Regions from separate parts of the Homo sapiens genome. Here region 1 is linked to region 2. A link is a contact called in ENCODE POLR2A ChIA-PET data. All regions are on one chromosome and are shown on one strand. Each heading gives the region's core, a stretch centred on a gene start or an enhancer-like site at or near the end of the contact. The rest is flanking DNA. Distances are from core to core; before and after follow the strand shown.

The links. ChIA-PET counts read pairs that join two places held with the same protein, here RNA polymerase II (POLR2A).
Region 1: POLR2A ChIA-PET joins it to region 2 with 10 read pairs in activated B cell. The contact joins two enhancer-like sites. POLR2A ChIA-PET finds 5 or more read pairs at or near these places in 2 of 52 experiments (activated B cell and activated T-cell).

What each region holds. Positions count from the first base shown.
Region 1 is chr11:86,473,824-86,477,977 of GRCh38, forward strand. The region is part of intron 7 of ME3 (malic enzyme 3); the gene reads right to left. Among named protein-coding and RNA genes, the nearest start is that of CCDC81, 100 kb to the left of the region's middle. Within about 2 kb of position 2,474, at least 10 of the 41 ENCODE cell types and tissues checked have a DNase peak (open chromatin) inside an H3K27ac peak, as active enhancers do.
Region 2 is chr11:85,697,409-85,702,057 of GRCh38, forward strand. SYTL2 (synaptotagmin like 2) reads right to left here. Exons shown (of 20, transcript NM_206927.4): 17 at 3,107-3,185; 18 at 571-670. Among named protein-coding and RNA genes, the nearest start is that of CCDC89, 14 kb to the left of the region's middle. Within about 2 kb of position 3,068, at least 2 of the 41 ENCODE cell types and tissues checked have a DNase peak (open chromatin) inside an H3K27ac peak, as active enhancers do.

The DNA of each region.
Region 1 (4,154 bases), core at 1,224-3,723, 780 kb after region 2:
GCCTGAGAAGGGCAAGTGTAATTGGGCATAATGATTATCTTCAATCATAGGAACGACTGTTTGTGGACAAGGACTTAAGCAGATTGATTTTGTATGGCTTTGAGGCAAAAGCAGAGCCAATGAGTGGAAGTCAGAAGGACACAGATTCCAGTGCCATATAAGGCAGAGATTTCAAACACTGGTTGGAAAGAGACTGCTGGTCACTGGAGGTGAGTCCATGGTCACCGGAGCTCCACTTGGCACGGAAGTCGTGGAAGGGATTTCAGCCCATGATGTGAGGGTGGACCTCTGAGGCCCTTCCCTTCCCAGCTCCCAGACTGGGAGATTCCCTGGTGTGCTGGGGTCTGGCAGCCAGACTGGCAGGCTCCTGAGACTGGGATTCTGGCCTAAGGGGGAAAACTCCCATTGACTCGCAACATAGTCACAGGAAGCAGTAACTTCTAAGCAAAAGTCCCAGGATAATGTGGCCATTCCTCAGTCACAGCTCTGACGGCAAGTCTTGGCCAGACAGAAAACACTCAGGAACAGCTTGGCTTTCCTCCTGATTTTCCCTGTTTGTCTGAGTTCCGGGGCAAGCACACCAAATGGCGCCAGAAATCTCATTGCTGGGGAGGGGATGGTGGCTGACCTGCTGACCTCTCAACCTCCCAAAGGTCAGTGGCAACACAAAGGTTTTCCTCTAGGACATGGCAACTCACTCCTCAACCTCCTGCTTATAAAGCTTTCTTGGCCACCAACCCACTGGCTGGCTTGGGGGCTTCAGCATGTATGTCAGCCCATATTTGTCCTTAGATTGTGCATATCAGGTTGGCATGAGGCCACAGGTGTCCTCCATGAAGGTTTTTTGATTAATGAGGCCCTTTCTGAGTGTTCTCTTCAGTTGCTAGCGCTTTCCTGGGAATAAGGTCATGACTTTTAAAGTCCAAGTAAATGTCCCAGATCTTTTGATCACCTTATGCCCTTTATCAACCTTGATCAACGCTGCAGGCAAGGCCATTGGCTGCGTACACATTAAATCTATGCAAACCCAGCAGTAATTATTTGGGAATTTCCCTTGTAGTTTATAAATTCCTTGACAGCAAAGTCTACTTCTGACTTCTTGCCATATTCAATAAAGGAATTAATAAATGGATGGATGAATACATGAATAAATAGGAAAACAAATAACTGAATGTGGTCTTAAACTATTTTTCTGGTGACTTTATGTGTCCATGTTATAATCACAGGGAAAATTGAATTCTTCAGGACAAGTCTTTTCTTTGTTGATTTAGTTTGGATGTATGTTGCCAGCCAAATCTCATACTGAAATGTAATTCCCAATGTTGGAGGTGGGGCCTGGTGGGAAGTGATTGGATCATGGGGGAGGAGTTCTCATGAATGGTTTAGTACCATCCCTCTGGGTACTGTCCTCGTGATAGTGAGTTGTCATGAGGTCTGGTTGTTTAAAAGTGTGTAGTACCTCCCCTTTTGCTCTCCTGTTCCTGTTTTCACCATGTGATATACCTTCTCCCGCTTTGCCTTCTGCCATGATTGTAAGCTTCCTGAGGCCTTCTTAGAAGCTGAGCAGATGTTGGCACCATGCTTCCTGTAAAGCCGGCAGAACCATGAGCTAATTACACCTCTTTTCTTTGTAAATTACCCAGTCTCAGGTATTTCTTTATAACAATGTGAGAAGGAACTAATATATTTGTATTGGCCACATTGTGGGGTACAGGGAAGGCACGTGATAAATATAGCCTGAATGAAAATTTGGAGGAAATTTCATGAATTACATGAAGGAGGGCACATAATTGGATAAGTTTTCCTTAATTTCCCACAGCTTTTCTCATTATCTGGCCTTGGGGAAATAATTTTCTCTTTGGGTCTCAGTTTCCTCATCTAAAAAGTGAGGAAATTGGATCAAATGAGTGGGTTGTTTCTTGCTCAGATATTCCAAGAATGCAAGATTAAAGTCCTAGGCTGGATCCAGTGAGAAAATGAGAATTCTAAGATACAGACTGAACCACAGAAGGCATTCCTAATATTCAGTATATATATATATATATATATATAGAGAGAGAGAGAGAGAGAGAGAGAGAAAGAGAAAGAGAGAGAGAGAGAGCAGTGACCCTCTATGCTGAGAGGGACTCAGAATGTGAACACCCCTGTGAAACATTGCAATCGGGGCTTAGACCTAACAGCTTTTCACAATCTTTTAAAATTAACATAAAATCCTCATTAACTTCCTTTGTAGTCTGGATGCTATATGCCTAGGGATTTTTCTTTGCATATGTTGTGTTAAAACCAACAGGAGAAGCTTGGAGCTACAGAACCTCAGCTAAGCTTTTGGCAGGACGCTCAGTTCTAACATCCTGTCTTGTACAGACCTCCACACTTGACCTTGCCTGCTGTGGACCTATCTGCAGGCCTGAATGATGAGATGGAAACAGCCCTGAAAATGAAAGGACATTCAAGGCTGGGAAAATAGCGAGCACGAAGGCTCTGCCTCTGTAACAGAGACAACACATTTAAGGAGCGGCAGGAACAGGGGTGGGAGTTGGAGCCATCAAAGGCATCCTTCCAGCTCTGAGGGCAAAGTACAAGGCTTCTATATGTGGAGCCTCTGAATAGGTCAGTATCAGTGGGTGATCTCAGAGCAATTTTGCAGCTTTCTCTTGGGCAAGCTTCTGTTTCTCATTTCTGTACAGAGAACTGTGTCTCATGAAAAGATGTTTGGTTACTTGAGGGGGTGACTGACTCTGAGTGGTGAGTTTGAAAGGCCCAAGTAACACTCAGCTTCAAACAGCTGCAAAAAAATATAAGAACACCTCACCCTCAGGAACACACGGACCATACTGCTCCCCTCTATGTACACATGAATCTACACAACACCGTCCACTGGAGGAGGGAGAGCAAAACTGAATAGGTCTGTGTTGGGGGTGGGGATGAAGACCAAGCATTTACTAATTGCACATACCAGGGATCTAAAATGGAAATGGATCACACCTAGGGCTGTTTCATTTTTGTTTTTGTTTTTTCCTTCCTAGGTTTAGCACTGGGGAAGAGAGGAAAAGTAATATTGGAATGAAGGGGAGGGATGGGTGAGGGACTGTGGACAGCAGTGTTGGACATGTGAATGGATATATTAACTCAAACATGAATGCGTGAATGTGGGCACAGTGAAGCACTGCCTAAAGGAGAATGGCTTTGGAAACTGCCTAAATTAATAATAATAGCAAACATGATTTTTTTACTATCACTCAGGTGTATGTTAAACATTTTACATGGATGGCCTCATTTATCCATCATAAGTACTCTCCCAGTCTTAAAAATGCATTTTAGAGAGGAGGAAACTGAGGCACAGATGAATTAAGTCACTCGTTGATAAGTGTTAATAAGTAGCTTGTTAATAAGAGATTGGAACTCAGGCAGTCTAGCTCTAGAATTCGTGCTTTTAACAATTGCAGTTAGTGGGTAGGGTCTTAATCAGGCTCCCCTTTCTTAGATGAGGTACTTGTACTTTGTAAACTTCAGTTTCTTCATCTCTTAAAATAAAGTGAATAGTACCTAACTCATACAGTTGTTGTGAGAATTAGACAAGTTAATATTGTGTGAAGTGCTTGTATCAGTGTCTGCTTATGGTAAGCAATTAAATAATTAAGAGTTATTATTGTTATTATTGGTACTTATTCATTGAAAGGGATCAGATCCCTGCTCCCCGCCACCCATAAGACCCTTATATTCCTTCATCTCTTCTGCCATAATCTAAAAGTTTCAGTTCTGGGGATGATTTTGTTCCTATTCTTGATACCAAGCGATAAAATCAGGCTGCTAAGAGAAAATGAAAAGGAAATAGCCAGCTAGTGTCATTGAATCATATCCCGAGGCAGTGAGTTTCTTCCAGCACATTTTGGCCTCAGTCCTGAGGCTGGACCTTAACTAGTGAACTGCAAACTCACTCAATTATGCAGTCTGCTTGGTGCGATGGAAGTGAAAATGTCCTAGAGAGTTGGGTGCTAGTATGCATTTTGATAGTCTCCTAGCCTGTGACCCAGGACAGATTCCTTGCATGCATAGGAGTTTGTCACCATGCAAAATCTGGCTGTTGTTCTTCTGAGAACATGGGGGAGCTGGACTGTCAACAATGAGCCATATCAGGCTGAAACTGGGAAACT
Region 2 (4,649 bases), core at 1,818-4,317:
AGAAACTAGGAGAGCATACTAATATCTGTTTAGTTATTATTTACTAGATGCCAGTCACTTTATATGTATAACAGAGAGAAGAGTTTGCCACTTAAAAACCCAAACTGTCTCAAGCTCTTAGTAAGGGTTGATTAGCAAATCATTTTCCAAATATCTGCAGTCTCATACAATGACCGTTTGCAAATAGGCCACAAAACAGGTGGGACAAAGGAGAGAAGGAATTCTCCCTGCTCCATAAAGGAGTCAAGGGGTGTGACATCTTACCATTAGAAATTTAATAAACTCTTTTGAACTGATTATTGCCCTCACCAACAGATGTTTTCCCTAGAACACATTACACATTGAGTATGAGGTCTCTAGTTTCATTTGACCTCTTACTTTATGATTTTAAAGCCAAATGAAGCCTTGAGAGTTCATGATATAGATTCCTCCAATTCATGTCTCCATTATCCCAAGTAAATTCATTTAAATTATGAATGATGAGTCAGTATTACAGATATAGAGAACCGAAACTAACCAGCAAAGACCAGGCTACAGAACTGTTGCAGACAGAGTCATCAATACTATTACCATTTAACAAAAGAATTTAGATGACTTCCCCTTAGCAGTGGTAGATCAAGGCATTCCTTCACCCAGATGTGCACTTCTCCAGTTGTAGGAAGCTTTTTACCTACAATAGAAAAAGAAGAGAAAATTTTCACTGCCAGTTCTCCCTTGGCAATACTGCGTCCAAAGATGTCAGCCTAAAAATGTTCTGGCATGGAGATACTAGCTAGTATTTGATGATATCATCTGAACTGATTAAATCTATACAGTCTTAACTAAGTCTTCATAATCTGGTTTTACTGAACTCGATAGCTCTATAAAAATAATTCATATTGGCTTTAAGTACCAAGTATTACATCATTAGCACATCATTCATTTGGGGTTTTGCTTGATTCAACAAAATCAAACACCAGGAATGTGAATCATCCATTTACAGTTATATTCAAAACATTTCAATGAAATGCATATACCTTGCAAACATTAATACCAGTATCAGTTGGTGCTAGTGGAAGACATTTAAAACATATTTGGGTATAAAGTAACCAAAACAGGTATTGGCTAAGGTATAGTCATTTTTAAGAGTAGTTATACTTTTTTTTTTGAGACAGGGTCTCACTCTGTCACCCAGGTTGGAGTTCAGTGGCACAATCATGGCTCACTGCAGCCTCAACCTCCTGGGCTCAAGTGATCCTCCTACCTCAGCCCTCCCAGAGGAGCTGCAACTACAGGCATGTGCCACCACACTTGGCTAATTTTTAAATTTTTGTAGAGACAGAGTTTCGTCATGTTGCCCAGGCTTGTCTTGAACTCTTAAGCTCAAGGGATCCACCAGCCTCAGCCTCCTAAAGTGTTGGGATTACAGGCGTGAGCCACCACCCCCAGTCAAGAGTGGTTAAACATTTTATAGGGATACTGTATGTACATACGTAATAGTTAATATTATGGGCAGATAGTTACTAAGAAGTTGGCTTAGTCTGAAATTGTTGTCTAGGCTGGGTTCATACGAACAGAGGAATGCCACCAGATTTTTCTGAATGGGTTAGCTCAATCAGTCAACCAAACAGTACTTAGTGAGGATCTATCATAAGCTCATCTCTATGCTATGCTAGGAACATCATTAGATATACAGAGAATACATGAAATAATCTATGCCCTTGGGAAATGTTTATAGTTATGTTGGAGAGAATAATTCAAATAAAATGATAAAAATGTAATATACAGTGAAACTCCAAGTTATTACTGTAATGTTCTAGAAGATGATATGATCAGTGAGATCTAATATAGTTAGGGAAAGCTTTATGGAGGAGATGGGGCTTCATCTAAGACTTTGGTAGGTTGAGGAGAAGAGGAAGCCATTTCAAAGAAGAAAAACTACGTGGACAAAAATTCAGACATGGTGGCACCCATCACAACACACAATACCCCTGCCCTCTACTACCAAGTGATAGAAGGAAAAAGGGAAATGGGATTTCTATGAATGTTGACTTTAAATGATAGGATACAAATTATATGCAAAAGAATCTACCTTTTAGGAAAATCCAGAAGTTCAAAGGTGGCAGTCTGACAGCAATCCAGCCTGAAAATATGCTTTACTTGCCCTCTAATTCTTTCTTTTTTGGGGGGCGGGGGGCGGTATAAACTACATCAGAATGCTTTTCTTTAGTTCAGTCACTATCCTCACCATCAATTATTTCTTCCATCTCACTAGCTTCACTGCCTGGTTACTGAAAGCATTTGAGTTTACAACCTCTGATTTCAGCCATAACATTCATACAGATTCTTAAAGAGACTAACTTGGGGAACTTGCTTGGGAAATGGAGCAAGGAGCTGGCTGGCATTCATTTCCTGCTAGTCTCTTGCTCCTTAACTGGGCTGAAGACCTGACAAGGAGGCAATTAATAATCTTGAGGGAAAAGCTTTATCTCTTAATGAGACCCTGAGAGTGGAGGGTGAATGAGCTTTAAGTTCTCTGGAGTCCTCTTAATTCCCACCTGTGAAAAAGAACACTCAGGTTCTATTCTTATAGCACTATCAATAAGTCCAAATTCCAAACACAGGAATACACAAATTCTGAATACAGGCCATTCACATTGTGCAGATACAAATTTTTGGAGAGTGAGGTGAAACCTAATGACTATAAACTAAACTAAAAAAAAAAATGAGAACTTTCTTATAGAAACAGAAAGTAAAATGATGATTACCAGAAGCTGGTAGTAGAGGAAAAGGAAATTGTTGGTTAATAGATAAACAGGTTCAGATTTGCAAGATGAAAAGGTTCTGGAGATCTGTTTCCCAACAGTGTGAATATACTTAGCACTACTAAGCTGTACAGTTAAAAATGGTGAAGATGGTAGATTTTATGTTTTCTTTTTTTTTTTTTTTTGCCACAATAACAAAAAAAGAATTTTCTTATTTACAACTGTGAATAGACTCATTTGGTCTATACGTTACTAACTTGATAAGTTTCTTTAGGGCCTCACCTTTGAAAACGCATAGTAAATACTGTGAGAAGGGAGGGATAAGGAAAGGACATAAATCTGAATAGAAAGTCATTACATACCAGGGACTGGCTCTGGGACATACTGGAGAGCTAGTTTCATTTCACCTCTGTTTTCTGCTTCAAGGGCAACTGGTGCTGTCTGAAAAGTGAAGAAATGTCAGCAGGTGGGAGACAAACTTTTCATCCTGTTTGTTGGTATAGGTCTCATTACAGAACCATATCTGTCCCATTTCTGGGACCATGTGTCACTCATGAGTGCTCTGGATTAAAATTTCTCTCTGCATCAGAACTAGACTGTTGCCTTAATACCTGGGAAAACTAGGTTGTATATCTTGAAAAATCTTGCAGGATACCCAGAAAATATTTCAAGGCCTTTAGTCTCAAAGATGGTGAAGAAACCAGAATGGCTTTCTTGGAGATGGGAGAGGTTTCTTTGAATGCTTTAATTTTGATCAAAACACAAATATTTTGTTAGCTATTCAGCCAGCATATAAAACAATTTATTTGTATTCCCTTTATTTGAAGGAGTATGAGATAGTGTGTGAAAGTAAGGGGGGAAAGGCCATATCTTACATTTTCAAAGCTGCACTAATCTGATTATTTTAGGCCAAATGCATAGAAGTCTGTAAGTATAACAAAGACTGAACAATAATTTTTTAAACTTCTATCTGTTATTTTCAAGTACACGTTGAATATTCCTTATCTGAAATGCTTGGGATCAGAAAAGTTTCAGATTTCGGATTTGTTTTTTGAAATTCGTAATATTTGCATATACGTAATGAGATATCTTAGGGATGGGACCCAAGTCTAAACACAAAATTCATTTATGTTTCATATACATCTTCTACACATAGCCTGAAGGTAATTTTATATAACATTTTTAATAACTTTATGCAACCCATCACATGAAGCAGGTGTGGAATTTTCCACTTACGGCATCATATCGGCACTCAAAAAGTTTCAGATTTTGGAGCATTATGGATTTGAAATTTTTGAATTAGGGATGCTAAACCTGTATAAGAAACCTGCATAAGATAGTTTTTTACTTTCAAATTCTGGCTCTTTAGAGCTTTATTTTCAAAATATGGGTATGTATCAGAAACGTAATGGTAGCCAGTTAAAAATGAGATGCTTTTGATATCTTCTGAGGAGTTCAGGTCTTGGGTAGGGCTAGAAATAAGTGCTTCAAGTGATTTTGATATAACATTTGAGAACCATTTCTTTAGTGGAACTAAAACAGTTCCACTGTTGTGTAGACACTAAGTTATGGTTTGTATTAGTTATTTATATTTATCACTTCCTACTATGATGGACTAGCTTGGATCACATCAACCCCTAAACTAATAACAATTTAAAAGGTGGGATTTTAAATATCAGTTTGAAAGTGCTAAAGAATTATTAACACAGACAGGACTCAAATGAACAAGATCTTAGAGTCTGACATTCTTCTCTGCTTTTCACTTTGAGACATTTAAGTAGTGCCAAACTGAGCACATAAAAAGCCTAACAGAATGAGACTGAAAAGGTAAGCAGGACTTTTAGCAGTTTCATGAGGCTGGGGAGACAAAACTTGGAGCCCACGGCCTGTCAAGAAGGAATGGCA